Regions from separate parts of the Homo sapiens genome. Here region 2 is linked to region 1. Evidence: chromatin contacts called from ENCODE Hi-C or POLR2A ChIA-PET data. All regions are on one chromosome and are shown on one strand. Each heading gives the region's core, a stretch centred on a gene start or an enhancer-like site at or near the end of the contact. The rest is flanking DNA. Distances are from core to core; before and after follow the strand shown.

Region 1 (2,700 bases), core at 18-2,517:
GGTGTGGATAAGCAGTGTATTATTTTAAAGAAAAGGTGAATTTTCTTTTAGACATAGCCCATCAGACTATGGCTTGGGGACTAAAAAGAAATGTCACCCAACAAAATATAATCTGGGTATATGTACGTTTGGGGATGAGGGATGAAAACATGAGTAGATGAAGAAAGAGAAGAAAACATTCCTTTAGACCAGGCTCAGTGGCTCATGCCTATAATCCTAAAGCTTTGGGAGGCCGAGGCAGGAGGATCACTTGAGGCCAGGAGCTCGAGACCAGCCTGTGGGCAACATAGCGAGACCTCATCTCTTCCAAAAATTTTAAAATGAGCTGGGGGTGGTGGTAAGCTACAGTCCCAGCTACTCAGGAGGATGAGGTGGGAGGATGGCTTGAGCCTGGGAGTTCGAGGCTGCAGGGAGCTGTAATTGCATCACTGCACTCCAGCCTGGGGGCAACTGAGCATGACCTGAAAAAAAAAAGAAAGAAAGAAAAAGAAGGAAGGAAGGAAGGAAAGAAAGAAAAAAGAAAGAAGGGAGGGAGGGAGGGAAAGGAAGAAAGAAAGAAAAGGAAGGAAGGAAGGAAGGAAGGAAGGAAGGAAGGAAGGAAGGAAGAAAAAAAGAAAGAAAGAAAGAAAAAGAAAGAAAGAAAGAGAGAAAGAAAGGAAAGAAAAAAAGGAAGGAAGGAAGGAAGACAGACTTTCCTCCAAATACATTTTTATACCTCTGGTTATTGAACCCAAGCAACCTTATTACCTACTCCCAAGATGAAATTTACAAACATACATCATGCAGGAGAGTAGCCTAATGTCCGCATGGTCCCCCCCAGCCCCGACCCCACCCCCCGCCATGCACACCCCCCGTCCCCACCCCTGATCGCAAACAAGGGCATTGCTTTGTGTCTCCCCTTAAGGCAGTTTGTAAAGAGCCCGAGTAAGGAGCGAAAACAAGGGCAACCCTCAAACAAGTTGTTGGACTTCGCCAAGCAACTGGCCTCCCCATCGCTAATTAAGTTAATCCGGGTGGGTTTTTCTTTTCTTTTCTTGCCTGATTCCCTCCTGCAGAATCAGCAGGAACACCAAAGAGAAATGTTCATGGTAACCCGCCAAGCAGGCCTTCTCTTCAGCTGACAAGATGCATTAACGCCACAGAGAAGGGAAACTTCCCCCCTACACCACACGAGTAATAAAAAACCTGTTTTGTTTTCAGCTGACCACACAGCGCATGTGCCAGGGTAAATAGATCTCCTTTCTGCGGCTTTTCACCCCCTTCTCCTCCACCATCCCCACCCTCTTTCCATGTTTGGGGAGTTTTGATATGTCATAACATTGTGTCTGTTTATCTGAAATATTTCCACTCAAAATGCTTGTTTGCTCAACCAGACTGACATGTTGACATAGCTCCCGACAGCTGAGTGACTCCGATTGAAATAAAATGTAAAGTAAACACATTTGCATACAGTTTATATACAGCCTGGGTCTGAGGAAGCAGAGGAAGTAGGGAGATTGAAATCCGAATTTCTTATCTTCCATCACCCCGGCCTTCAGGGACCCTCCCTTCTTTTTTCCAGCTCTCTGTTCCCGAAATGCCTCCTGAGTCATAGGCTCAGCCTGCCTTTGGGGGTCCGAAAAACATCCTTTCTAGTTTCTGCCTGATCTAGTTTCTTCCCTTCCTCGACGGGTGCGTTTGAAGGCCTGAGTAATTTTCTTACGAGCTCTGAGAGCATGAGCCCAGGCGAATCCAAACAAACGAGCTGTGTGTGTTTGAGCAGATTCCATCCTTCTTTGAGCCTCTTTTTGTGAAATGAGGGAGTTGCACTCAAGTTGATCTCTTGGAGATTTCCAATGTTGATCTTCTGTGTAGCCTGTCTCAGATACTCAGGAACACCACACTTTTAATGGTTGAGCTGTCCTGTCCTGGCACACAGAGACTAACTTGCTTTTTTTTTTTTTTTTTCTTCTTTTTTTTTGAGATACGCTTTTACCCTGTCGCCCAGATTGGAGTGCAGTGGTGTGGTCCCAGCTCACTGCAGCCTCCAACTTTTGCCTTCAGGCCATCCTCCCACCTCAGCCTCCCAAGTATCTGAGGTTATAGCCACAAGTCAGCACACGCATTGAAACCAATTTTCTCTTTCTTTTGTTCTCTTCCTTTTTTCTTTCTTTCTTTCTTTCTCTTTCTTTCTCTTTCTTTCCCTCTTTCCCTCCTTCCTTCCCTCCCTTTTCTTTTCTTTTCTTTTTTTTTCTTTTTCTGACACAGAGTCTTGCTCTGTAGCCCAGGCTGGAATGCAGTGGTGTGATCTCAACTCACTTCAACCCCCACCTCCCGAGTTCAAACAATTCTCCTGCCTCAGCCTCCCAAGTAGCTGGGATTACAGGTGCCCACCACTATGCTCAGCTAATTTTTGTATTCTTAGTAGAGACGAGGTTTCACCATGTTGGCCAGGCTGATCTTGAGCCCTTGACCTCGTGATCTTCCCACCTCTGCCTCCCAAAATGTTGGGATTACAGGCGTGAGCCACTGCACCCGGTCCCTTCCTTCCTTTTCTTTTTTGAGACAGGCTCTCACTCTGTTGAGCAGGCTAGAGTGCAGTGACATGATCACAGCTCACTATAACCTCAAACGCCTAGACTCAAGAGATCCTCCCATCTCAGCCTCCCAAGTAGCTGGGACTACAGATGCATACCACCAATCTGGCTAATTTTTTTAAAT
Region 2 (2,700 bases), core at 193-2,692, 320 kb before region 1:
AGGTCTAGAAAGCTCTCAAATCGCTTGAAGGAGGAAATATATTTGAGCCTTACAAGGGCCTGGCATTCCCTCGATCTTTTCTTTTGGGTGTTCTGGGAGTCTCCTATCCACTTTTTTTGTTTTTTTTCAGTGTCTCCTGTTTTCTTTTCTTTCTTTGTAGATGAGTATTATTTGCCCTATTAAAAATCTCCCCAGACTTGGCAGTGCTAGTCTCAGCATTAGGTGGTTCAAACCTTAGCAGTGCCCAGTCATTATCTCAGAATCTCTCATTCCAAATTCCCAGGGCAAAGAAATTGAATTGGCTTAGCCTGGGCCAGGAATCCAACATGTGGTCACAGAGGAAAGGTATGGCAGCCCCCTCTGGGACTGCAGAGGGACAAATTTTCCAAGGGAAGATTAGGTAAGAAAGAACCTCACACAATTCATTACACACAGTAGGTGCTCAATAAACATTACTATTTATTCTTACGTTTTCCTCTTCTTCATTTTACAACTCCTTCATTCTTTTATTTTTCTCCTCACCATACCCTTCCTCCTCCTTTTCTTCTTCCTCCTCCTCCTTCCCTTGCTCCTTCTTCTTCATCTTAATATTATCAATGGTATTTGTATTACTATTAGCATAACTTTCATTTCTCAAAATCTCTTCCTTAATTTTGAATGTGAAGAAATGAGAAAATAATTCGATTTCTAAGCATAAGTTTTAGAAAAGATCCTCTTTGATTCTTAATTCCATCTTTAAAATGAAGCTAATGATAACTGACCCCTCATGTTATGGAGCAGTTGGGAGAGCAGAACACAATAATGAATTTCAAAGAGTTTTGTCAATGTGAGCATTGTCGTTACTGAGAATGTCCCTCTCTGTGCCCCATCCTCTTGAAATTGCTAATAACAATATAGTATTCAGTCTGTGTTTTTCTAGTACCCACAAAAATAAGTGCCATCTTAAGACTAACTAATTTCTCCAAAAAACAATGCAGACCTCCCTTTTTTTAAACAAGATATTTTTCTCCAGTGGATTTAATTAGATCATGGTTCAGTGGACCCCAATAAGTGCCCTTGAAGACTTTGCTCTTGTCCCTTTGAAATGGCACAGTCTATAAAAACCAAAACAGAGACGTGCTCCTTATTACACTATTATTTAATCTGGATTCTCTCCAGCCTGAGCCCTTCCAGACAACAGCAGCTTCCAGTGGAGTGGGTGATGGGAGGCCGGCCTCAGAATAAACACCATGTGATTCCTGGAATTTGGAGGCTGTCTCTTTCCACTGCCCTTGCACTCTCTTCGTCGGCAGATCCTGGGTGCCGGGCAGCTTTATTACATCCTGGCGTGACCGAGGCAGCCACTTAGCTTGTCAACAGCCAGCAGCCAAGAGAGGAGTCTTCCATCAGTGCCTGACGCTTGGCCAAGTCCCCCATTGGCTGCAATGGGCCACATCCTTAGTGAGAACAGAACCTGAACAATTGGGCTTTTGTGCTGATGGTGACCTGGGTGCTGCCTGATCTGGATTAGACCGGCTAGAGCACAGGAGATGGGTGAAATGTGCTCATGTTCAGGACCCCTGTGCCAAGGGCTTTTTTAAGGAGGAAGTGTAGAGTCAGACAGACTGGGTTTGAGTGTTGTGTGACCTTGCAGCTGCCCTTACCAAGATATTGTTTTCTTTTTTGAAAAATGGACATAATATCTACTTCTCAGATTTTTCTCTAGATTATGTACAATAATGTATTTAAGCATCTGGTAGAAACCTGGGCCATATCACCAATTCAAAAATCAATAGCTGTTATTCCTATGTGTGAACTTGAGATTATAGGCAGGGCAGTAGATCCAACCCCACTTTTTTGTTTCAACGCAGTTAGAGTTTTGAACTGCACACATTAAGTATGCATATGCCAAACAAATTTAGCCAAAAGGTACTTTTAACATTTTTTAAAATTTAGAAATAGAACCTACAAATAGAAAATATGCATAAATGATCAATTTAATGATTAAATCAAGTGTGCATGCAACTATCACCTAGGTCAAGGAAAAAAAATATTACCAGCACCCAGAAGCCTTCCATGTCACTTCCCAATTACATCCACCTACATTCAACCTAGAGATGACCCCTACTATGACTTTTATGATAATTATCTTCCAGGCTTTCCTAATAAATTTTGCCACCTATCTATGTACCAATTAACAATGTAGTGTACAGTTGCATAGATTTAAACTTCATAAAATGAATCATACAGTGTGTATTATTTCTGTCTTTTTTAATCATTGTGATGTTTGAAAGATTGATCAATGCTCTCACATGTAGCTGTAGTTCATTCATTTTCATTGCTGGAGAATAGTCCACTACTCAGAACTGTGTCTTTGAAACAGTTATAAAGCAGCCTGCTAACTCCTGTGTGGTGCAGAGCCTTCGAAGATGGTCACCATGCGTTCCTCCCCATCTGTACATGCGTGCTGTCCCACTGCAATGGTGGACTCTGCCCTCCTCTCCTTGACCCCAGGATGGCCTGGTGACTTGCCTTGGCCTACACAATGTGAGAAAATGACCTTCTAAGATTTCTGGATCCGGGGCTTAATATGATTAGCAGTTTCTGCCTCTTTGAAGGCAGCATCATTTAAGAAGTTCAGTGACCTCAAGCTCACCATTCTGTGATATAAAGCCCAGGGTATCTATGAGAAAGGCCATGTGGGGAGAGAGAGCAATGCTC

The links. Hi-C counts contacts between places; a loop is a spot of excess contacts on that map. ChIA-PET counts read pairs that join two places held with the same protein, here RNA polymerase II (POLR2A). Pooled maps may share reads with other maps.
Region 2: a loop to region 1 is called in a map of IMR-90, with 2.1 times the contacts of the local background. The contact joins two enhancer-like sites. A Hi-C loop is called at or near these places in 1 of 168 maps with a recorded cell type or tissue (IMR-90) and 1 of 50 pooled maps. POLR2A ChIA-PET finds 5 or more read pairs at or near these places in 1 of 52 experiments (PC-3).

Annotation. Positions count from the first base shown.
Region 1 is chr12:114,812,043-114,814,742 of GRCh38, reverse strand. No RefSeq gene overlaps it. Among named protein-coding and RNA genes, the nearest start is that of TBX3, 130 kb to the right of the region's middle. Within about 2 kb of position 1,267, at least 6 of the 41 ENCODE cell types and tissues checked have a DNase peak (open chromatin) inside an H3K27ac peak, as active enhancers do.
Region 2 is chr12:115,134,598-115,137,297 of GRCh38, reverse strand. No RefSeq gene overlaps it. Among named protein-coding and RNA genes, the nearest start is that of TBX3, 450 kb to the right of the region's middle. Within about 2 kb of position 1,442, at least 7 of the 41 ENCODE cell types and tissues checked have a DNase peak (open chromatin) inside an H3K27ac peak, as active enhancers do.